Regions from separate parts of the Mus musculus genome. Here region 2 is linked to region 1. The links are chromatin loops, found by intact Hi-C in ENCODE. Cell type or tissue: left cerebral cortex. All regions are shown on one strand. Links, peaks and the distances in the headings refer to the core of each region. The heading gives the core; the rest is flanking DNA. Region 1 overlaps Cfh (complement component factor h). Region 2 overlaps Kcnt2 (potassium channel, subfamily T, member 2).

Region 1 (12,308 bases), core at 2,969-10,968:
CTATACTCAACAAAACTGGGAAACCTGGATGAAATGGTCAATTTTCTAGACAGATACCAGGTACCAAAGTTAAATCAGGATCAGATTAAGGATCTAAAGAGCCCCATACCCATTAAAGAAAGAGTAGTCAGTAGTCTCCCAACCAAAAAAAGCTCAGGATCAGATGGGTTTAGTGCAGAGTTCTATCAGACCTTCAAAGAAGACCTAACTCCAACTCTCCTCAAACTAGTTCACAAAGTAGAAACAGAAGTTACTCTACCCAATTCATTCTATGAAGCCAAAATTACTCTGATACCTAAACCACAGAAAGTCCCAACAAAGATAGAGAACTTCAGACCAATTTCCCTTATGAATATGGATGCAAAAATACTCAATAAAATCCTCGAAAACCGAATCCAAGAACACATCAAAACGATCATCCATCATGGCCAAGTAGGCTTCATCCCAGGGATGCAGGGATGGTTTAATATACGGAAATCCATCAACGTAATCCACTATATAAACAAACTCAAAGACAAAAATCACATAATCATCTCCTTAGATGCGGAGAAAGCATTTGACAAAATCCAACACCCATTCATGATAAAAGTCTTGGAAAGATCAGGAATTTAAGGCCCATACCTGAACATAATAAAACCAGTATACAGCAAACCAGTAGCCAAAATCAAACTAAATGGAGAGAAACTTGAAGCAATCCCACTAAAATCAGGGACTAGACAAGGCTGCCCACTTTCTCCCTACCTATTCAATATAGATAGTACTTGAAGTCCTAGCCAGAGCAATTAGCCAACAAAAGGAGATCAAGGGGATACAAATTGGAAAGAAAGAAATCAAAATATCACTATTTGCAGATAATATGATAGTATATCTAAGTGACCCTAAACTTAATATCTAAAAAAGAAAAAAAAAGAATATATTTTGCTTAGCAGAGTTAGTTAACTTTGTGCATTGTACAAAGCCATAGTTAGCACAACTTTTTTTCTGTACAACTTTGAAGTATAAATCCATACAGTTAAAGTATTAAAAAAAAGAAAGAAAAAGAAAAAGAAAGAAAACCAATTTTGGCATCTTGCCTTTCTGTTCCTTTATTACATCAACGATTTATAAACCTGTCACAGCATAAGCCAGGACTTAGATGTATGCACATTTTAAACCTTTACTGTATTTCAAATTATAATAAATTTGGATTTACTGCTCCAATCTCAACTTTGAGTATCATAATCTTTTCACAGCCAGAACACATCTAAAAACTCTGAAGTCAACTATCCTTGGTATTTGCTTGGTCTTCTTGTTTGATGCAAAACTGGAGGAATTCATACTTACAACCAAACCATCTAGTGCAATTAATAGCACCTACTTGCAATGTCTTAAGTTCACATTTAAGCAAACAGCACTAACCCATCGCAGTTATTTTGTTTCTGCCTTGAGAAGAAACAACATCCTCAGAGCCTCCTTTGTTGAGTCTTTGAATTGGAACAGTAATCCTTTTCATCACAAGCCATGGAGGCAGTGAATAGACAGACCCCCATATTTCTCTAAGGAAAGTGGCTAGATTGAGTAATCAGGTATGTGATAGAGACAACAACAAGGAAATTCTTCCTTGAGGCTTGAGTTAAGAATTTTGAGGACAGTCTAAAGAGATAAGATCAGAAAATCATGCACCCTGTTTGATAAGGTTCTTCATACAGTCTAGCATATTTATTAAGCTTCTCAGTAGTAGTCTCCCAGACCCCAGAGGTCAGAGGTCCAGTTATGCCACCTTTTGTCACATTTGCTTAAGTTCACCCTAGTACATACACATGAGTGTTATAGATCATTATGTAAACTAGATAATTAGGTAATACTAGTTTCTTATGCAAATTAGATTTTAATTTTAGCAGAACAATTAACTTCTATCTTTATAACACATGTTTTCAGGATAGAATTAATTTCCCTAAATCATGTTACTTGGCGTTGTACTGATTGTCTTCAGTATCTTCTTTCATGCAACTCTTAAAATATTTAACATTTTTATAGTACCACAAATTCAACCAATCTGTAATATATGTAGAAGGAACAATATAGTTAAATTTCGTGCTATTATGTGTAATTTACTGTGAAATTTCATTGATAGAGGATAGAACTGGACAATGGTAAGGGACAAAATAGAGCAAAGTCATTCTGAAACAGGAAGCATTCTGGGATGGAATACTATAGTTGGTGACAAAGGGTGGAGAAGTTGCTCACAGGCGGGGTAGAAGGTGGACTGTGAAAGCAAGCCTTGCTTATCTTCAGCACAGTTCTATTCTAGGAATGTGCATGCCCTTTACCAGGATGGAGTTTAAAACTACAACATTTAAATAGTACAAACCAGAATTATGCTAAAGTAGAAACTGCCACAGAGTAAATAGTCTTCATCTTTGTCCTTAGATTGATCAATTTTGAACCCTTGCTCCCCTTCCAAATTAATCCCTTTTTTATTTGCTGAATCTGATTGTTACTCTTCTCTCTCTCTCTCTCTCTCTCTCTCTCTCTCTCTCTCTCTCTCTCTCTCTCTCACGCACACACACACACACACACACACACACACACACACACACGCACACACACCCTCTACTTCTCACCATTTAAGGAGATGCTGTCCAGTAAGTTCTCAGGTGCTGAGTTGATGTTAACTTTATTGGGAAAAAAATTGCTACATTTTGGTTTAAAATTAGAATAAAAAAAATCTGGTTCAGATAAAGTCAAGTAACTAAACAGAAAAAAAAATTCCTACCATGAAATAATAAAAAGAACACATGGATTTGACAGAACATTTTTGTTTTGACATTTTAACTTAGAAAGCCTAGTTTCTCACAAAGGGTGTAAACTGGAAATGCAATAGATAGAAGATGATTATAGAAACACCGCTTCAAAGTTTCCGAGGGATTTTTTGTACTTTGAGGTAAATTCAAGTGATTCCTGACTTCAAAAATCACAACATAGACCGATCTGCAAACTCTATAATTTTTAGTGCATGCAACAGGCACACAAGTTCACCAGACAATGAATAGTTCTCTTGTGACTCCCTCCTCCTCCTCTTCTTCCTCTTCTTTCTCCTCCTCTTTGTTACTTTTTCCAAGTCTTGTCTTTTAAGTTTCATATTTGCCACTGTCAGCTGCATCTGGCCTTATTGGCTACATGGATGTCTATTGTGGAAATATCTCTGCAGTTCTCTTTGCATTTGCTTTTATTCATGATCACTTTGGAATAACTTCTAAGTACTAGGCAGCATAATAATACTTTCCAAAAGTTGTCATTTAGTGGAGAGGAAAATAATGAACACTGTATTTAAATAGTTACATACTGTAGCTCATCTCATAAACTATTGTGATTGAGATTTTAAAAAGTTCCTAAAGCAGGACACTGAAGTTGGAAAGATGTCCTGAATACACAAAATGGAATTTTGTTCAGCTACAAAAAAACAAAAAAAAAAAAAAGGAATTATGAAACCAATAGGAAAAATGGATGACTCCAGACTCAGAGAGACAAACACTTTATGTTCTCATTCATATTAAATTCTAGCTTTTAATGCATATACTTTATATTTCTCTGTTTAATATGATATATATGTATATCTATGTGTGACTTGTGGATAGAAGACATGGAAATAGAACTGGAAAAAGAACTGTGGAGGAAGGAGGCCATGGAAAGCACATGTGGATGGCACAAGGCAGGGAGGGAGATAGGAAAAAAGAAGGGTGAAGAGAATCAAACAAAACTGTTTTTAAAAGTCATTAAAAAAAAAAAACGGGAGAGCTGGGTGTGTTGGACACACCTTTAATCCCCGTGTGAAGGAAGCAAAGACAGACAGTTCTCTAAGTTCAAGGCCAGCCTGATGTACAAAGTGAATTCGAGGATAGTCATGTCTACAAAGAAAAACAGTTTTGGAAGAAAAAAATCCATAGTATAATATAATGTGATGTAATACTTCATATATTAATTTAAAAATAACATGAAATAAATAATTGGGATGGGAGAATGGGTCAGGAGTGGGAGGGGTGAGGGTAACTGAATAGAGATATTTTGCTGATTTAGTTCTATGTTGCTTCTCTGAGACAAGTCAGAGATAAGCTCTCAGTTTACAATCTTCCCTCTCCAGCATGCTGAGAAGACAAGCATGGAGCCTCAAGTAGGTAGGCTTTGAATGCTGCAGAGAAGTTAGTCAGATGAAGCCAAAGAGGATGTTCATGGTAAAACTTCAGATCTACACAAAGAACTAGAGCTTCTATAAAGCTGTGGGGCTCAGCTCCACACCTACAACTTACCTTGGCTTAACTTTCACAAGAATTAGAGGGAAGGTTAGGAAAGAGACATTTTTCCCTTGTTTTAGTCCTTATCCTCAGGATCCTACTGATACCTCTCATACACTCCAGTACTGGAGATGCTGAACCTTCAGCCTTCACTCCATCTTGTGGCTAAACTGCTATCTGAAGCAGCGGTTCAAGTCTAATGAAAACATTCAATATATACTAAGAGTTTATTTTTAACAAGACAACAGTGTGATTGGAACCTCCTTGGTGTTAGGAGACTGTTGTTTAAAGTGCTGCCCCTTTCAGAAATGGATTTCAAGCTGACTCCTCACAAAACACAGATGCCAGCTGCTCAGGCCGATTTCATCAAGGTTTCACCATGTACCTGCCCATTATGATCTAGGCTTTTCTTGAGGTTACCATGTTTACAAAGAAAATTCATAATCCTTCCAGTATATTTTAGAAGCAGAAATTTGTTTATTCAATGTTCATTAAATATAATCAAAACTTAAATTTTTGAAGTTTGTTTTTTTAAAGTATTTTATTGCAACTGATATTTTCCTTGTTCAAAAATTTCAATTTAAGTATTGTATTTATAAATTAATCTAAATATTTTAATTAACAAAATACTATTTGGATCATATGTATATGCATAAACTTAATACTCACTTTTATCAATAAGAAGGCAGAAGAGAAATTTAATGAAACAATCATTAATGCTACTCCCACTTTATTCATTTACTTTATTTTTCTGGGCAATTTGTAGTTTTCATTTTCTACTAAGAAATACAGTACTAATTTAAAACAATACTTCTTATTCTTTTCTCGAAATCCTTTTAAAAGATATTGCAAGTGAAAAAAAATGACATCTCCATCTTTAATCTATCGAATGTAGTAACAACTGATGTTTTGAAAAATATTTGAAAATTCATCAAGGCTGATTTAATTGCAGCAAGAACATTTCAAAAGACAATTTTGAGACATATTGGCATTGGGAAAAAGAATTGCATTTGGTTTGTGTGTCTGTACTAACTCTTTAAAATCTGTATAGAAAAAAAAACCCTCGTAATCATGATTATTAAAATAGCAGATGTTTGCTTGAAAGTTCAATCAAAATTATAGTTATCTCCCTTGAGTTTAAGTAAAACTCTTGTTTTTAGATAATCAAACCTACACAGTCATTCTGTTTCTGAAAAACATTTGAAATTGGCATTTATATCCAAGAAAGTAGAATATTAACAAAGTAGGGTTTTTATAAAGCAAAAACTAACTGTTAATTACGTTATTGCAAACACATAGGATCAGGTTTTATTTGTGGAAATCTGAGTAAATATTTAAGTACCAGAAGAAAATTGAGTTTACTCATTCACCTGGACGTAGAAGCAGTCAGCTTCCCCCGTTTTAAAAGTTTTAAGCTGAATCATCTGTCTGAAAATGTAGTTATCCTTTTGAAAGCACTTCTCTGCTCCCTATATAAGAAGCACCTGCTCTGCTTTCATTAACAACTTCCTATTTATTTCAAGCAAATGTGTTTGGTGTACGTTTATGTTGACTGATGGACTACAGGAATGAACAGAACTTGTTCCTGTCTAGTTAGAACACCTCAAGAATTCATTTTCAATGGAACGTGAAAAATTTTTTCACCATCTCAAGACACACTGAACTATTATTGCAGAAACACAGTGCACAGTTACTTTTAACTATTTAAGCTAGAACATAAGTTACTGACACACATTATGGTGAGATTCTAAACAAAGACAAACAGCAAGTGAAAACAGAGGGACTGTTTATTTTCAGAGAGCAACCTTTTCGGAAGAATCAGGTTTTGGCTGTGGCAGTTGTGGGGTATTAGCACCATCTAGTGTGTGAAACTTTAATTACTGAAATGATGAAGACCAAACTAATTTCAAAAACTTAGTTCAAAATAATGTTCAAAAGACTCAAAGGAAACTCAACCTAAACAGTTGCTCTATTCTTCGATAAGATGTAGTGATCCTTTTATTTCATATGCTGTATAGCATCTTATAGATGAAAATTCCAGGTGAGCTATATTCAGTAATGTGTCCTTTTGCTTTTAAAAGATAAAGCTTAGAACAGAATAGCAAATTGTCATAAAATCAAGTAGTAAAAAAAAAATTGGCAATTAGAACAATATTTTTATAAATATAATAAGCTTTAGAAGCTACCATTTATGTAAAAGCATGTTGGGTGTTACTAATACAATCATTTAAGTATCAGGGTAATTATTGCAAAATTAAGCAGCACAAAATATTTAAAATCTTTAATATTTAAAGTGATTCTATTCCATAACACTAACATTCCATGGTCACAATTCCTGCACCTGGAAGTTTAAGGCAAGAGGATTATGAGAAGGAGGCCAGCCTGGTTGACAAAGATTTTGTCTCAAAAATAAGTAAACAGGCAAAGGGATGGATCCATGGAAGGCTATGTGCATAGCTAAGTGTAGGAAAAAATGTAAATTGTTGGACCAGAATATTAGCTTTATTGGCTTTTACTGTAAAATCAAACTTCCCAATATATTTGGAATTTTCTGTAAAGAAATGTAAGCAAAAGCTTTCTCCAGTAAAAGTTAAGAACACAGCACAGGACCCCCAATTTATTTCCTGTGCCCAAACCATAGGCACTAGTTCAAAACCACTAGCCCCGATGTATGCACACTTATCTTCTGCTTCTGGCTCTCGCACTTCCAGAAATCTTGGAAAAGTTAGTAGATATTTGAATTTCCATGTCCTCAAATAACAAAAATATGACAATGAAAAATAAATAAATACAACCAAGAAACACAAACTCCCCCAAAACATTTTCTTTTGCTTAATTATTTGGGAATCTCACATCATAGCCTCCCGTTGTGCTCATCTCCCGGTCTTCCCACATTCTCCCCCTTACCTGTGAGGTTCCTCAACAACCCATGCCCCCCACCCCTCCACACACACAGAAGAAAGAAAGTAAGAAAGAAAGAAAGAAAGAAAGAAAGAAAGAAAGAAAGAAAGAAAGAAAGAAAAAGGGAGGGAGGGAGGGAGGGAGGGAGGGAGGGAGGGAGGGAGGGAGGGAGGAAGGGAAGACAAGTCTATTTTGTCTGTGTATTCACTGAATTATGGTCAAATTCCTAGTGGCCAACCCCACAAGAGAGGTTGTTTTGTCTTTTTGTTTTTGTTTATGTTTTCTCTGCCTGCATCGGTGTCAGAAGCCATCAGCTGAAGCAAGCCATGCTGTAGAGTAAGGAAAAATTCCAATCCAGTGATAATTATTATTTTACTTACAGTTTGTTTTTACTATAGGAACTGATTTTGTTTTGTTTTCTTGTTTCCTTGAGACAGGGTTCTTTGTATAGCCTTGGCTTTCCCGGAACTCACTCTATAGTCCAGGCTGGCCTTGAACTCAGAGATCTGCCTGCCTCTGCCTCCCAAGTGCTGAGGTGTGCTACCACTGCCCAGCTAGACTGATTTTTAAAAAGGGGATATTACAAAGATTCATTACCAAGGAGAAAAGAATGATTATCTCAGAGAGTATAATTACAAGTACTTTTGAGGTTCTATTTGTCTGTTTCATTTTTGTAATTCCCACATCTTCCAAATAGTGTGAAGCTAGCTCTCCCGAGCATGTGCTCCATGCCTGTACTGCTGTGCTGTAGGCCAGTGAGGGACAGGGCCAGCTCTCCCAACCCACAGACATTAACATGGCTTCAGGCAACAGCAGACATCTACAAGGCCCATAGCTATATCATTACCACTGACCAACTAATGGCCCTCAGGGGATGGATGCATGGACCACAAGCCTCAACAGGGTCTCAGGTGGTTGGTTACACATGACACTCACATCAGCATGCCCCCACTTCTGAGGCAGCAAAGCCAGAGGCCAACACCAAGTTATCATACCGCAGCATAGACCTCATATGTCCTCGTGAATCTCAGGTTTCTTCCAGGCCTGGGGCAACAGTATGGCCTGTGGTGGTATTGTGGAGCATGGTGGTCCTTCAAGGAGGTTCAATCCAGAAAATGAACCTTTCCTCATCATGTACCTCTGCCATTGCCCAGAGCTAGGGGGATCTGGAAACTGGGAGGCATGTTGAGGGACAAGGGGTGGGGAGTCTGAGGCTACATAGGACGTAGGCTGTTGTATACCACCCTGCCAACTGTACTGGACAATGGCAGCATGTTGAGCTCAGCCCTCTCTCTCACCTGTCACCCTGGTCACATCTCCAGTTCTGCTTTTCTCCTTAGGCACACACCTCTCCATTACATATGTGTTCCTTTTAGTAGTTCTGGGTGGCTTCAGGCTGATGCACAACTACAATGTCTGACCGGTACTTGCTTCCCATTATATACAAAATATATTAATAGAATTGGAAATGTAAATGAGCTAAATACCTAATAAAAAATGGAAAAGAAAAAATATATTTTACACATATACATATATATATGTATGTATATATTATATACTATCCTTAATATATTGAAAAATAAGCATACAAATCTGAAGGTTCTTATCTAAATATCTACAATGAAAGAAAACATGCAAAGCATCTTTTTTAGGTCTTGAGTACCTCGTTCTACATGATTTGTTTCCAACTCCATCTGCAAACTTCCTAACTTACCCCATTGTGTAAACAGACCATATTTTTGTTATCCATTCTTCAGTCGATAGACATCCAAGTTTTTTCTATTTCCTGTATGTTGTGAATAGAGCAACAATGAGCACGGATGAACAAATATCTCAGTAGCAAGATACGGAGTTCTTTGGGAGTATGCTTAAAAGAGTAGTATAGCTATGTTTTACGGTAGACTGGTTGCTGGCTTTTGGGAGAATCTTTACTCTAATTTCCATAATGGCTGTAGCAGTATGCACTCCCACCAACTGTAAAAAAACATTCCTCTTTCTTCACTTTCCACACGAGGCTGATGCCATTTGCTTATTTGATCTTCTTCAGTCTGGGAAAAGATGAGTAGTTTTAATTTTCATTTCCCAGATGGCTAATGATATTAGCCATTTAAAAAATTCTCAGTTATTTTTATCTCATTTACTTCATTGAAAATAAATTTTGTTAAAATATATTTTGATTATGGTTTCCCCTTCTCTAACTCCTCTCAGATCTCCTTCCCAAGCCACTCAAATATACACCATTTTTCTCTCTCATTTGTATACAAACAAGCATATAAAAACAAATAATAATAAAATTAAAGTAAAATAAAAACCAAACAAACTTTATAAGAACTGTCTTGTTTTAAAAATGGATTTTTCACATTCTTGAGGTTAAGGATAGCTTTCAGCACAGCCTGAGAACGTAATCCAGTATATAAATAAACTCAAAGACAAAAACCACATGATCATCTCCTTAGATGCTGAGAAAGCATTTGACAAAATCCAACACCCACTCATGATAAAAGTCTTGGAAAGATCAAGAATTCAAGTCCCATACCTAACCATGATAAAAACAATCTACAGCAAACCAGTAGCCAACATCAAAGTAAATGGTGAGAAGCTGGAAGCAATCCCACTAAAATCAGGGACTAGACAAGGCTGCTCACTTTCTCCCTACCTATTCAACATAGTGCTCGAAGTCCTAGCCAGAGCAATTAGACAACAAAAAAAGATCAAGGGGATACAAATTGGAAAGGAAGAAGTCAAAATATCACTATTTGCAGATGATGTGATAGTATATATAAGTGACCCTAAAAATTCCACCAGAGAACTCCTAAGCCTGATAAATAGCTTCAGTGAAATAGCTGGATATAAAATTAATTCAAACAAGTCAATGGCCTTTCTGTACACAAAAGATAAACAGGCTGAGAAAGAAATTAGGGAAACAACACTCTTCTCAATAGTCACAAATAATATAAAACACCTTGGCGTGACTCTAACTAAGGAAGTGAAAGATCTGTATGATAAGAACTTCAAGTCTCTGAAATGAAATTAAAGATCTCAGAACATGGAAAGATCTCCCATGCTCATGGATTGGCAGGATCAATATAGCAAAAATGTCTATCTTTCCAAAAGCAATCTACAGATTCAATGCAATTCCCATCAAAATTCCAACTCAATTCTTCAACAAATTAGAAAGGGCAATCTGCAAATTCATCTGGAATAACAAAACCTAGGATAGCAAAAACTCTTCTCAAGGATAAAAGAACCTCTGGTGGAATCACCATGCCCGACCTAAAGCTGTACTACAGAGCAATTATGATAAAAACTGCATGGTACTGGCATAGCGACAGACAAGTAGACCAATGGAATAGAATTGAAGACCCAGAGAAGAACCCACACAACTATGTTCACTTGATCTTTGACAAGGGAGCAAAAACCATCCAGTGGAAAAAAGACAGCATTTTCAACAAATGGTGCTGGCACAACTGGCAGTTATCATGTAGAAGAATGCCAATTGATCCATTCCTATCTCCTTGTACTAAGGTCAAATCTAAGTGCATTAAGGAACTCCACATAAAACCAGAGAAAGTGAAACTTATAGGGGAGAAAGTAGGGAAAAGCCTCGAAGATATGGGTACAGGGGAAAAATTCCTGAATAGAACAGCAATGGCTTGTTCTGTAAGATCGAAAATTGACAAATGGGACCTCATAAAATTGCAAAGCTTCTGCAAGGCAAAAGACACCGTCAATAAGACAAAAAGGCCACCAACAGATTGGGAAAGGATCTTTACCTATCCTAAATCAGATAGGGGACTGATATCCGGTATATATATAAAAAACTCAAGAAGGTGGACTCCAGAAAATCAAATAACCCCATTAAAAATGGGGCTCAGAGCTAAACAAAGAATTCTCACCTGAGGAATACTGAATGGCTGAGAAGCACCTGAAAAAATGTTCAACATCCTTAATCATCAGGGAAATGCAAATCAAAACAACCCTGAGATTCCACCACACACCAGTCAGAATGGCTAAGATAAAAAATTCAGGTGACAGCAGATGCTGGCGAGGATGTGGAGAAAGAGGAACACTCCTCCATTGTTGGTGGGATTGCAAGCTTGTATAACCACTCTGGAAATCAGTCTGGCTGTTACTCAGAAAACTGGACATAGTACTACTGGAGGATCCTGCAGTACCTCTCCTGGGCATATATCCAGAAGATGTTCCTAACCAGTAAGAAGGACACATGCTCCACTGTGGGGAGCCACCCTCACATTTGCCATTATAAGATGGCGCTGACAGCTGTGTTCTAAGTAGTAAATAATCTGCACATGTGCAGGGGCAGTTTTCCCGCAACGTGTTCTGCCTTTCTCGTGATGACAACTGGGCCGATGGGCTGCAGCTAATCAGGGAGTGACACGTCCTAGGCGGAAGATAATTCTCCTTAAAAGGGACGGGGTTTTTCCATTCTTCCCCTTGCTCTCTTGCTCTTGCTCCTGAAGATGTAAGCAATAAAGCTTTTGCCGCAGAAGATTCCGGTTTGTTGCGTGTTTCCTGGCCGGTTGCTAACGCGCGCGTAAGACTCCACTATGTTCATAGCAGCCTTATTTATAATAGCCAGAAGCTGGAAAGAACCCAGATGCCCCTCAATAGAGGAATGGATACAGAAAATGTGGTACATTTGCACAATGTAGTACTACTCAGCTATTAAAAAGAATGAATTTATGAAATTCCTAGGCAAATGGATGGGCCTGGAGGAGCTGAGACGAAAGAATGGACCATCTAGAGACTGCCATATTCAGGGATCCATCCCATAATCAGCTTCCAAACGCTAACACCCACTAGCAAGATTTTGCTGATAGGACCCAGATATAGCTGTCTCTTGTGAGACTATGCGGGGCCGTAGCAAACACAGAAGTGGATGCTCACAGTCAGCTATTGGATGGATCTCAGGGCCTCCAATGGAGGAGCTAGAGAAAGCAACCAAGGAGCTAAAGGGATCTGCAACCCTATAGGTGGAACAACAATATGAACTACCCAGTACTCCCCAGAGCTCGTGTCTCTAGCTGCATATGTATCAGAAGATGGCCTAGTCGGCCATCAGTGGAAAGAGAGGTCCATTGGTCATGCAAACTTTATCTGTCTCAGTACAGGGGA
Region 2 (12,308 bases), core at 2,451-10,450, 210 kb before region 1:
TAAAACCCATCTGTAGAAAATATTTCAGCCTGATAGATAAATGAAAGCTCTCAGTTAACAAAAAAATTCTGGAAAACCACAACCAATTTGATTTGGTATAGGCTTATACAGAGTAACAAATCAGATGCATTCATAGTTCCTTAATCCATACTTTTAAATGCCAACTGTGTGCCTAATAATACAGGCATTTAAGTTTGGAATGATTGATAAGGAAAACATTAATTTGAATGAAAGAATTTGTCAAGATTGTAAACTTTTTCACCACCTGGTAAATGTCAATTTGTACAACAAAGATTCCAAGGGAAAAATACTTCACATAGCAGAAATAAATAACCTTAAATATCCGCGCACTCGCTGTGAATCCTATTGCTGTACACAGTTACTGGAAAACTTAATTAAGCACTGGCATTCTGCACTGAAAGCATCTAGCACTTTGATTCCATGCCTGTAATTCAGGCATTAGCATTCAAATCAGGCCACAAATTGCACTTTGGTATTTGTTGAGTGAAAGCCAATTAAATGGTTTCAAGTAATCATTTTTCATTTCCTGCAGAGTATCCGCTAACACCTAATATTCCTGTGGAACATAAGGTAATTTGAGATGTTAGAACTTTACATTTTTATGGGGACTTAAAAAATACAACAAAGCCTATTTCCGTTGCTGAAAGAAATTGCTCCCTCTCTTTGATACAATATCTATGCAAAAGTTTAGTTAGTTATACCATAGGTGACCTCCAAATCAAGAGATAATAAATCCTGCTGTTTACCAGCTCATCAGCAATCAGGTAGCATTGCTCTATGCTACCTGTTAATGATGAACATGTTTTGCTTTATTTCATTATATTTATGACAAGTAGAGGTTTAGAGGGACTCAAATTTTATACCAGAAGGGAGTAATAGAAATTTCTAAAGAATCATGCCAGCTCTCCAGGACAGCCAGGGCTATACAAAGAAACCCTGTCTTGAAAAACTACAAAAAAACAAAAAACAAAAAACAAAAAACAAAAAAACAAAACCCAAACAAACAAAGAATCATACCAGTTCAAGGGGAGGCGATGAGGCCTGACACTATTACTATGGTGTGCTTACAGATATGAGCCTGGCATGGCTGCCCTCTGAGTGGCCCAACAAGCAGTTGAAAGAGTCAGATACAGATAGTTAAACCCAACCAATGGACAGAAGCTGGGGACTCCTGTGGTTGAACTAGGGAAAGGCTAGAAGAAGCTGAGAAGGAGGGTGACCCCATAGGAAGATCAGCAGTCTTAACTAACCTGGAACACGCGATATCTCAGATACTGAGCCACCAACCAGGCAGCATACACCAGCTGATATGAGGCCTCTGACACATATACAGCAGAGGGATGCACCAAACCCTCAAAAGACTTGAGGTTCCAGGGAATGGGGAGGTCTGTTGGGATGTTGTGGGACATAGATGAAATGGGATGAGGAACTGTTGGAGGATGGACTGGGAGGGAGATGTCTAAATTGTAAAAAACAAAACAGAACATTAAATACTAATACTACTACCACCACCACTACTACTATAATAATTAATAAAGGGATCATATGAATGAAAAGCTAAACTTCTACATAATTATATGAAGAGAATATGATGAAATATGGCCACACTTTTAGAGCTTAACCAGTTTGGTTTTCAGCTTTAAAAAAGGAGTTGTAAGATTCAGTAATTTCATAATGGTGTTCTGCCACAAATTCAAAGAATGGGAAAAATTCCAAGCTGAAAAATTTGAAATTATATGAACAAAACAAGTAACAGACAAATGTGGTTTATCTGGTATATCATTTTACAAGGTGTGAAAAACTTAAGAATTGCTTGGAAGCTGTTAAGTTATACTACTTGGTTAAATCCCTTTCTCAGAAGCAAAGCTTCTGGGCTGGAAAGTTGGGGCTGTAGATTCACTCCCATGAGTTGCATAGAAGTTTACTGTGAATAGAGGGATTTGGTATAAATTTTCAAAATAAATTGTTGAAATGCTCTCAATACATTTAAGAATCTCTAATCAGAAAGGATACTGTTACTTGAAAATTCCACTACCTTTCTTCAATACATACTTATTAAGCATCTAAGATTTTCCAAGTCTTTTAACAGATGCTAGGCATTATGTCACTAAAGGGTAAAATTGAGTCATTATTCTTATATACTAAATATGTAGCAAAAATATAAAAAATAAATATGTTATTCTCAAGTATTTGGACATCTCTAATTATTCATGAAAATTTCAGAAATATTTTACAAGAGAACCTGCACACTATTATTTATCCAAGAAACTAAAAGATTTATAAAAGGGAAATTTTAAAGTTCTGAATGCAGAAAGGAAAAGACACTAGAGGACAGACAGACTTCCTAGGCTTGTGAACTGGTAGAGTAAAACTGTAAAGAGAATGATTAGAAGCAACCTAAAAGCTGCTGGTGGGAGAAGACAACGCTTATCCCAATACTCAAGAGGCAAAGGTAGGTAGAGTTATGGAGTACCAGGACAGAGCTACATAGTAAGACCCTCTCTAAAAAATAGAAACATGCATACATACATGCATGCATACATACATACATACATACATACATACATACTAAAAAATAAAAATAAATATCCCTTACCAAATTTAAAAAAAAAAAAACTTCAAAAGATAAAAACAAAAAGGCCTCAAAAATCTACATTTCGAATTCAATCACAATAAAACTCTATATACTTTTCATAGTATTCATCAAGAAATAGAAAAAAAAATCTTACAGTGCATATAAAAGCACAAAAGACATTGCACAGACAAAAGAATTCTGAACTGACTTTAAATTATACTACAGAACAAAGAAAGAATCAATTAAACAACCCAGTACCAGCACAAAATCAGACACATAGATCAATGGAATGGAACAGAAGACCAAGAAATAAGTTTGTGACTACAGACATGCCAAATTTACACTTAAAAAAATTGTTTAAAGAAATGGTCATGTGAATACTGAACACCTAATACGGAAGTGTGAAACTACAACTCTCACTCTGCCCACCCCAAGACTCCCTCCCAAAAGCCAATTGCACATGCATTAAGATTTCAGTATAAAACCAAAACTCTTACATTGATAAAGGAAAATGCAGGTTGGTACACTCAAACATACTGAAACATATAGGCATAGCTGAGGATTTCCTAACTGGGCAATGAATGCTTAGAAAATGTGACCAATATCTGACAGATGGGAACTCATTGAATATTTGAAAAAGTTCGTACCATAAAGGAAATGATCTGTCAAGTAGGAAGCCCAGCTATACAACTGATAGAAAATTAATACCTAAATTTCATATGGGATTTAAAAGTTAAACATCAATACAACAAATACACAATCAAAAAAAAAAAGAAAGAAAGAAAGATGAAATTATACAGTGATTCTCAAAAGGAGAAATTGTAAGGGCTAATAATAACCATTTTAAGTGTTGGATATCATTAGTCCCTTGGAAATGCAAATTAAAGGCACTGTAAAATTCCATTTTGCCCAAGTAAGATATCAAGAAAACAAATAACATTAAATGCTGGTAAGGATATGGGGAAGGAAAAATCTTGTGCATGGTTGGTAGATGTAAAGACATTGCAGAAATGGTGGAAAGCATTAGAATTGCTATATGACCTACATGTATCATTTCTGGAAATACAGCCAATGGGCTTCACATCCTGACATAGAAATTTTATTTGGATTTAGCACTGCTTTGTTCATAAGATCAAAGAAATGAAATCAGATGAGGTGTTCATCATCAACAGATGGATAATAAACTGTAGGACATTCATGCAACAATGTTCTTTCTATCATTAACAAAAATGAAATTCGTAGGAAAGCATAGTAAACTGGGGAAGTATGTGAGTAAGGTGACCCAGGTCTGTAAGGACAAATACTATACTCCATATTTTCTTTCTTGTATGTGTATCATAAAGATAAAATCTTATAGAGCATACATATACACACACACACACACACACACACACACACACACACACACACACATATATATATATATATATATATATATATATATATATATATACAAAAAATACACACACACATAGGTATACCTATACCTATACCTATACCTATACCTATACCTATACCTATACCTATACCTATACTTATACCTATACGCAATGAAACTAGTTGGAAGAGTTCAAAAATGATCTCAAACTAAAGAAAAGTGTTCTAATGTGTAGAGAAAGAAGGCAATACTGTAATAATATGAGGGGGGAGTTTAAATGGTAGATGAAGATATAGCATAGGAGAAATTTAAAGTATGGACGAATGGCCAACCACAATTAAGGATACACATAAAACCCATATAGAAAACTATCATTTCATGAACAAACTGAAAAGTGATGGCTATATAGTAGAGCTGAAGTGGCTTTCAACCGAATTCTCAGTGCTGAGGGCAGAACACTGTTCCTTGAGTTGTTTGTTGAGGCAGCCTGTAGAGGCTCCCTCATCAAAAAGGCTATTGTTACTGCTAAATTGCCCTTTAGAATTAAACATAAAGATGCTGTTGCTCATTAATACAATATACTTTGGATATAGGACACAGAGAACCCAAGTGGGACCTGCTCTGTGGGCTTCCTCCTTGCACAGCAGTGTTCCAAGTGTCACAGATATTCTGAAAAATACGACAGTTTTTAAAACTCTGCTGAATTTAAGATATCTAACTACTTATTACTTATTTAAAATAAAATACTGCAATATTACATGACAGATATCTAAATATCATTTAGAATCATACTTTACTCATCAAGTCTGTAATTCTACATGAAACAAAAGCTCAAACATCACACTTAGGAGAATTTTCATTTCTGCCTTTTTTTTTTTAGCTTTCTATTTCCATACTCATAATTCTTTGGAGATTCCGTGAGGCTATATCAGAACTTAATTAATTATTGTTCAAGTCCAAATTTGCCTTCTCAAATCCCAAGTGACAATTTCCCAACCAGACGAGCAGAACCCAACAACTTAAGAGCAACATCTCTCCAACATTCATTAATACATGAAGAAGAAAGGGCCAAATGCTATTGAACTAAATGTGTAAACTACAATTAAGGCCAGAGCACAGAAATAAATGGATCTTTTTCTTACTGACAAAGACTTAGAGAGTAGATTGAAATTTTTACATTGGACTACAACCAGAAAAAAATATCCATTTGTGCAAATCTTTGTGTTACAGCTCTATGGAATAAGAATGTGAAACTATGCATATGAATTAAAAAACAAAAAAAGAAAAAACAAAACAAAAACAAAAAACTAAAGTTTTTGGCAAAGAACTTGAAAAAATAATTCCATAAATGTAAAATTAGAAACAGCAAAAGTATTATCAATTATAGTACTTATTACTGGTTAGAATATATTGATAATTGAGCTAAAGTCATGCAGTTGATTCCCGGATGTATCAGTTACAATTGCTTTGTTACCAAGATGCAGGATGAATTGCAATGGCCAGCTGTCTCCACAGCGAGCATCACTGATTGAAGAGGGGTAGGGAGCCAGCATGTGGACAGATGAGTCCAATTCCATTACAATGATGGGAAAAACACTTCAGCACATTTTCTGGAAAGAATGGGTCAGCAGCTTAATGCCTATTTCAGTTTGGCACTGAGCTTGCGTCCCTCATAGGCAGATGCTTAATAATCGTGCTTTGTAATGTTAGTAATTGTGAGGCCTACATGTGTTTTAGAGCTAGATAGCAGCTTTCTAAAACAGGTAATCTCAGGATTGTGAGTTTTGTTTTGTTTTGTTTTGTTTTTAAGAATACAGCCAATGCAACAAAATATATTCCTGAATCTTCTAGGTTTGAATTACAAAGAATGTATTAAGTTAGACACACACACACACACACACACACACACACACACACACACAATTAAGTAAATAATGTATACTAGTTTTGACTTCATATGTGTATATAGATCATGCGTGAATGGTGTTGCTGAAGGCCAGAAGCAGGTGCTGGATTCCATGGAAATATAGTTACTAATGTTTTTGAGCTACCAAGTTGGTGGGAAGGAGGTGCTGTTACAGCAGCTTCCCTAAGCCTTGAGCCATCCCACCACCATCAAAATGTTTTCATTATAGTTTCATGGATCAGATAAGAAAAGCACTATGAATTTCTGGCCTTAGTATTCAAAGAGGGATTATAACACGAAAAGATGTTCATTAACAATAGATATACTTCTACATAACCCAAAATTACATATTTATTTTTTCCTGCATTGAGTAGTCATCAACGATTGTAAAACTGAGCTACAATCCCTAGACACAATATGTCTTTACCAAATTCATATTATATTGTACCTAGCAATTACTGATTTTTTTCCTTAAGAAATTATCCAACCTCAGAAAAATTACTCTTTCCCCATAGAGATTTTAATTTCATAAATTCATTAAGGTAAAAATTATTATTAAAATAATGTGATTATTCTTTCAATTAAGAGTTCTTCGTGGCATTGCTTCGGGAATCTCTTAGTTTAATAAGAGTTTTCAGAGCATAAAAGTCGAAAATAAACATATTCAAGATCAACTTATTATTAACCACATACTATTAATTCAAAATAGCTCATTAGCTCTCTCCCTCTCTCCCTTTCTCCCCCTCTCCCTCTCTACCTTCGCCTCCCCTCCCCTCCCCCTCTCTCTTTCTCACACACACATACACACACACACACACACACACACACACACACACACACACACACACAAACTCACATTATACCCATGTCTGCATACACACATCTATAGGAATGTTTGTATCTAGCAGATGTAGCTGTGTATGTTTAGACTGAGCCTAACTCCATTTCACATTGGAACATTCTGCAATATTAAGCATGACTTCCAAAAGAGAAAATAAATTCAAGTCATAATAACCCAAAGTGCCAGGCCTCAGAGTTCAAAGCCAAGAGTCTTGCCACTGCTTTGTAACCACGGGCTTTTTCACTCTGCTTCTTTGTTCCCAAATATATAACTCTGAGACTTAATTATTTATGAATAAAAACCTAGGCCATGAGCTTTGGCTCATTTCCTGACTAGCCTGTACCTTACGTAACTTGTTCATTCTAGCCTATGTCTGCCTTCTGTGTATATTCTAGTCATATGGTTGGTTACCTCTTCTTGGTTTCATGTGTTCAGTTACCTTAGAGTTCAGGGTGGATCTCCTACTCTTCAGTCTTTATCAGAATTTTATTTGTCTCTCTATGTGATGCTTCTATTTCCTGCCTCAGCTAATAGGCCGTCAGCTTTTGATTGACAGGTAATGCTCCCATAGGGACAGGTAATGCTCCCATACAGTATTAAGAATTTCTCTCTTTAGCTCTCCCTTTTAATCCATTAAAAGGATCTTTCTCTAATAATGCATCCCAGCAGGTCACAGTAAAACAATGTGCAGACACAGAGGTGTATGTGGCGAGTGATAGGTATAAAGGGTATCTTCAAGAATGTTTCTGCTCTAAAGAAAACAGAGGGAGGAGGCTGCCTGTATGTCAATGATTTGAAGGAAAAATAGGTGTTTGACAACCATGCCATATGGGCCAAATCCTTGTGACTTAGCTGTTTACCTTTGAGAAAATGTCAAAGTTTCAGTAAATCCCAAAGTCACATGATACATGTGCTTTCTTGTTTTGTCTGTAAAACTAAGAAAAAAACTTCATTTTAATTCTGTAGATGAACTTTTTATGTATTACAGTAAAGCTTAATTTATAATAGCCAAATATTGATGAAATTGATTTATAATACAGTTCCCCATAAAAAAATTTAAAAATATAAAAAATAAGAGGGAAGTTATATATGGTCTTACCAAGTGAAGATAAGGCATAGTAAAGTAGATATCAAAATCAAAACTTGATTAAACATTGCAGACTGTGTACGCTGAATGGCTCTATGGAGATCATTCTAGAATAAAAGAGAAGCATATTATAAATCTTGATAAATACTAAATACACTTGAGATTAATTGTCAAGTATCCACTATACATAATTTATATGTTTAAATGAACTTAGCAGTATCTTATCATTTTATATGGATCTAGACATAATTTATGGTACAATTCATATTACAAAGATAGAAAATGGAAAGAACCATAAAGTGCTAAGATTCAGCTCACTTGGTTTGCAGAAAGCAGAATACATGTTGCAGTTATAAATCCCAGGCACATCACACACTGTATGATGGTGCAGGCCTTAGTATGCAAGAGCCTAAGAAAGGGAAATTGTGAGTTCAAACTCAGGTTGGGCTGTATAGCCAAAGTCCATCTCAAAGACAAAAACAGAAACAAAACAAACCAACCAGACAAACACCCCCCCAAAAAAAAAAAACCCAGATAAACACCTCTTTCAATGTTAATGACTTCTCACAGACAAAACAAATGCAGAGTTTCAGAAAAAATATTTATCAATGAAGGAAGCAGTAAATGGTAACTGGAAGTAAAATTAAAACTCACTAATAGACAATTACGAGAATTAGAGGAGTCTGTAATATAGGAAAGGAAAACATTTCCTTTAACAAATATTAGTAGTTTTTCAGTAGTACTAATTTTAAAATAAATATGAATTAAGATGTATATGTTGAACAGACACATGTAGTACTCCTCAGACAATATAAGATAACTTGAAAAACAAATCAATATACCAAAGTATGTTATTACTATTCATGTCTATATACATTCATAAAATAAGCAGTTACTGAAAAACATCAGAATTTAATCATTTTAAATCAACTGAAATGGACACTAGTAGTTCCATATGCTTATATTTATTGTAAATTTGTATTTGTTAAATAAAATAATTATATTTACTACTATTAAAATAAAATGTGCAATATAATAATAGTTCAAAATTGATGTCTCTAAATAACACTTTAGGAATATTGATTAAATATTTTTAAAATGAAATATTTAATAGCAAAGCAATTTATCCACTTCACAGTATGTGACAATTTTAAATAAAAAAGTTATTAAAATATAGAAATAATTAAAATATTAAGTTCATAAGGCATATTTTGGATTCTTCAATATTTTTCTCACAATTTTCTGTTAATCTCAAAATTTTAAGAATTCAGTCTCATTCATATTATATTTGTGGAAGTACGAGAAAATTAATGTCCTTAAGAAAATGACCTCAGGTCGTCATTGTAGCTTTCTGTGGTGCATTAAACAAGACTGCCCAAGTCTGTTATGAAAACAAATACCTATGTTTATTGGTCAGAATTTCACCTCTCATTCTTTAGAATCCTGGAGCAGAGGAGCCAATGATCAGAAAAACAGTAGGAACTTCACCATCCACTGCAAGCTGAAAAAGCAAGCTACCATACTGCAGTGGCCTGGGGAGCCTAAACTAGCATTGTAAATGGGCTGTTACTGACTGAGAGTTCCTGACATTGAGAGGTTATTTTTTCCAACAGCTAATTACATAGTCATGCCCCAAAATTTATTTGATTCTGGGAGCAGTTTTTTTCATTAGCAATTTATTCAGTCAAATGGGTATTCTTCGGGTCAGGGAAGACAGCAGGCGCTGTTCCACAGGACATGTTTACCCACCCATTGCTACCATTGGCCCTGTGCTTTCCTAAGAAATGTGGACTTACTTCAGATAAGTACTTTGAAACTTTCATCTGCTGCAAATGCTCAAATGTTATTCTAACAAGTCTTTAGCCAAAGCTTCTGACATAATGTCTGCTTAAAGGTCATTTGAGTGAAAAACAAGTGCTAATGCTAACAAGTGTAATTTCCAAGAAATGCGATCAATATTACTAAACACTACACACAAAAGATACAATACCATGCATGTCATATGTATGTATGTGTGTGTGTGTATGTGTGTGTGAATATTTCCACAGGAAGATTGCAACTAAATTACCTTCTTTTAAGATAAAGACAATATCAGAGAAATTCAATCCAATGCTCGTTAAAGTCTTAGTATTCAGTACGTCTGCTGTGGAGACTTCATGTGTTTCAACATTTGGTCTCTAGCTGGTACACAAATCTCCAAAGTTGTGAAAAATATATCCTTTTATTTAAAATGTATAGCTTTTGTGTGTGTGTGTGTGTGTGTGTGTGTGTGTGTGTGTGTGTGTGTGTTAAGGGTGTATGTGTACATGTGTGTGCACATATGAATACTATGTCTCCTCTCTGAGTGCATGTGCATATGTATCATGGTTCTTGTATGAAAGTTGGACAACAACTCGCAGGAATTCAGTCTTTCCTTCAGTCAACACGGATAGAACTCAAGTGGTCAAGATTGGTAGTAGATGTCTTCCCCCACTGATCTAGCCCTGTAGTGGAATCCATAGAATATGGATCCTTGCTGAAAAAAATCAATCACTTGGGACCTTTAGACTTAAGATAGCTTAATCCCATTTCCTGTTCACTCCCTGCTTACTGACTACAAAAACAATGTTACAAATCATGTAATGCTGGCCAGACCTTCCACACCTTGATGGAATAGCTTCTAGAACTATAAACTATAAACCAAATAAGCCCTTTCTTCATTAATCTCTTTTGTATTAGGTGTTTGATTACAGTAACAAAAAAACAAACAAACAAACACAAAACAGTTGGGTTGTTAATTTGATAAATCAGATAATGTATATCTAATGGCTTTGTATTAATTTACAAACTAATGTGTGACAGCCTTCAATTCTGGGCCAGAGAACTTCTAAATGTTTTAAGCAGAACTTAATGAGCTTTTCTGGTGGCAGTGTTGAAGAACACAGGCTCCAACTTACAAGATTTCACAGGGGAAAAAGAACTATATAGAGAACAGAGCTGGAGGCCATTGGTATGATATTCTGAAGGCAAATCTAGAAGCCAGTTGCTTATGCCCTGATACCTTAATGAGTCTGAATTTTAAATCAATAGACCAATATGTTTAGTACAGGAAAGTGTAAGACATAATAAAATACAGACAGGGACACTGTAGTAATATTGACTGTTCTTGTGTAGGTTATTTTGAAGTGCATGAACTGGAACAGAAAGGTTTTTTTTTTTTTCATTTTTTTTTTGTTGTTGTTGTTTTAAAATGTGTCATTTAAGGGTGAAAGAACTGAACTTAAAGTTGAAGTCCAGGCTGCTAAAAAGCAGCTGTAATTGTTAAGCAGATTAGCACCGCAGAGAGCAACCAGAGGCTCTCTCCAGGGTCAGCACACAAAGCAGCTGTTTCCCCAGCTTGGAAAAGGCACAAATTGGCAACCTCATCAAGTAGTACTGGCTTTGCAAACATGTAAGATGCCAGGCTGAGGGGTCACATACTCTCAGACTCTGATTTTCAATAGATACTGAGACCAGGAAACTCACTGTAGGAATGGTGTACTTGCAAAGAGTACATGAGAGGTTAGTGTGACGTGAAGGCAAGATTTAGATAGCAGTGGAGAAGCAGCATGTGAAAGATGGTCAGACACAGAAGTCTGCTAAGAAAAACAGTAGGCATGCAATGACCAGCTCAAGAAAGAGGAAAGAGGTTATGTGTTCTACAGGGAGTAGCTATTGATATCAGGATTATTATTACTTGAACTGAGCAAACTACAGTATGAACCTCAGGTGTTGCGTATAAACCTCTTTTATGCCCAGATCTGGAAACCCCCAAAAGACCACCAGGGACCAGAGTTCCAATGCAAACACACGAGAGTCTTTATTTGAGTTTAGACTCAGGTCACAAACCTTCCTGATGCAACAGGTTAAGAAAGTGATACCCAGGTCTAGGGACTTAGGGTTTATATAATGAAGAAGTTACAGGTAGGGGCTTTCAAGCATTGGTGTTACACGATTGGGTAAGTCAGTAAAGCAATGTTGGCCTTTACACTGATTGATGCAAACCACAAGGAGAGACCACACATCTAAAAGGGACATCTTGATCTGGGATGGACTCCTGTTTTCTTAACTCATCCTGTTATTGTGACCAGTCTATCCTGTTATTGTGAACTGGCCACAGTTGTTATGTCTATTTCCAACTGCTGAGAACACTTTGTGATCCCTTTCCCAGAGCCCAGAGTTAGGGGTCATGTCACTCTGAGGACAAGTAACTTAAAATGGAGTTAAGAGAGTAAGATGAAACTATTCTACTACTTTGGCCTCTTCATTCTCCCCTTGTACTCGTGGCTTTAGAGGCCAATCTTGGGTTCTTTGGAATCTGGTTTCTCCTTATTTGTTGGTAATGTGACCTCATCGCCATCAACTGAATAGTTCCCAATCTCTGTTTTATATTTTGTGAAAGTTTGTTTATAATGCATGGTTCAAAGATAAGGAGAAGCAAAAGAATAACTAAGGGTCCCATTAGAGTGGAAATATGAGTTG

What was found. Hi-C counts contacts between places; a loop is a spot of excess contacts. Peaks named below come from ENCODE experiments on the same cell type or tissue, not always from the same donor. Only the 100,000 strongest peaks of a DNase experiment are listed, where the experiment ranks them.
Region 2: a loop joins it to region 1, with 2.7 times the contacts of the local background. A loop is called at or near these places in 2 of 42 quality-filtered maps.

What each region holds. Positions count from the first base shown.
Region 1 is chr1:140,165,553-140,177,860 of GRCm38, reverse strand. All of the region lies in intron 1 of Cfh (complement component factor h), which reads left to right. Among named protein-coding and RNA genes, the nearest start is that of Cfh, 12 kb to the left of the region's middle. In left cerebral cortex, for the core only: CTCF peaks have their summits at 4,437 (motif pointing left) and 6,131; DNase peaks (open chromatin) are centred at 4,439 and 6,027; H3K4me3 peaks cover 514 bases.
Region 2 is chr1:140,378,608-140,390,915 of GRCm38, reverse strand. It overlaps Kcnt2 (potassium channel, subfamily T, member 2), which reads right to left. Exons shown (of 28, transcript NM_001081027.3): 8 at 7,821-7,915. Among named protein-coding and RNA genes, the nearest start is that of Kcnt2, 140 kb to the right of the region's middle. In left cerebral cortex, for the core only: no CTCF peak of the experiment used is centred there; a DNase peak (open chromatin) is centred at 5,534.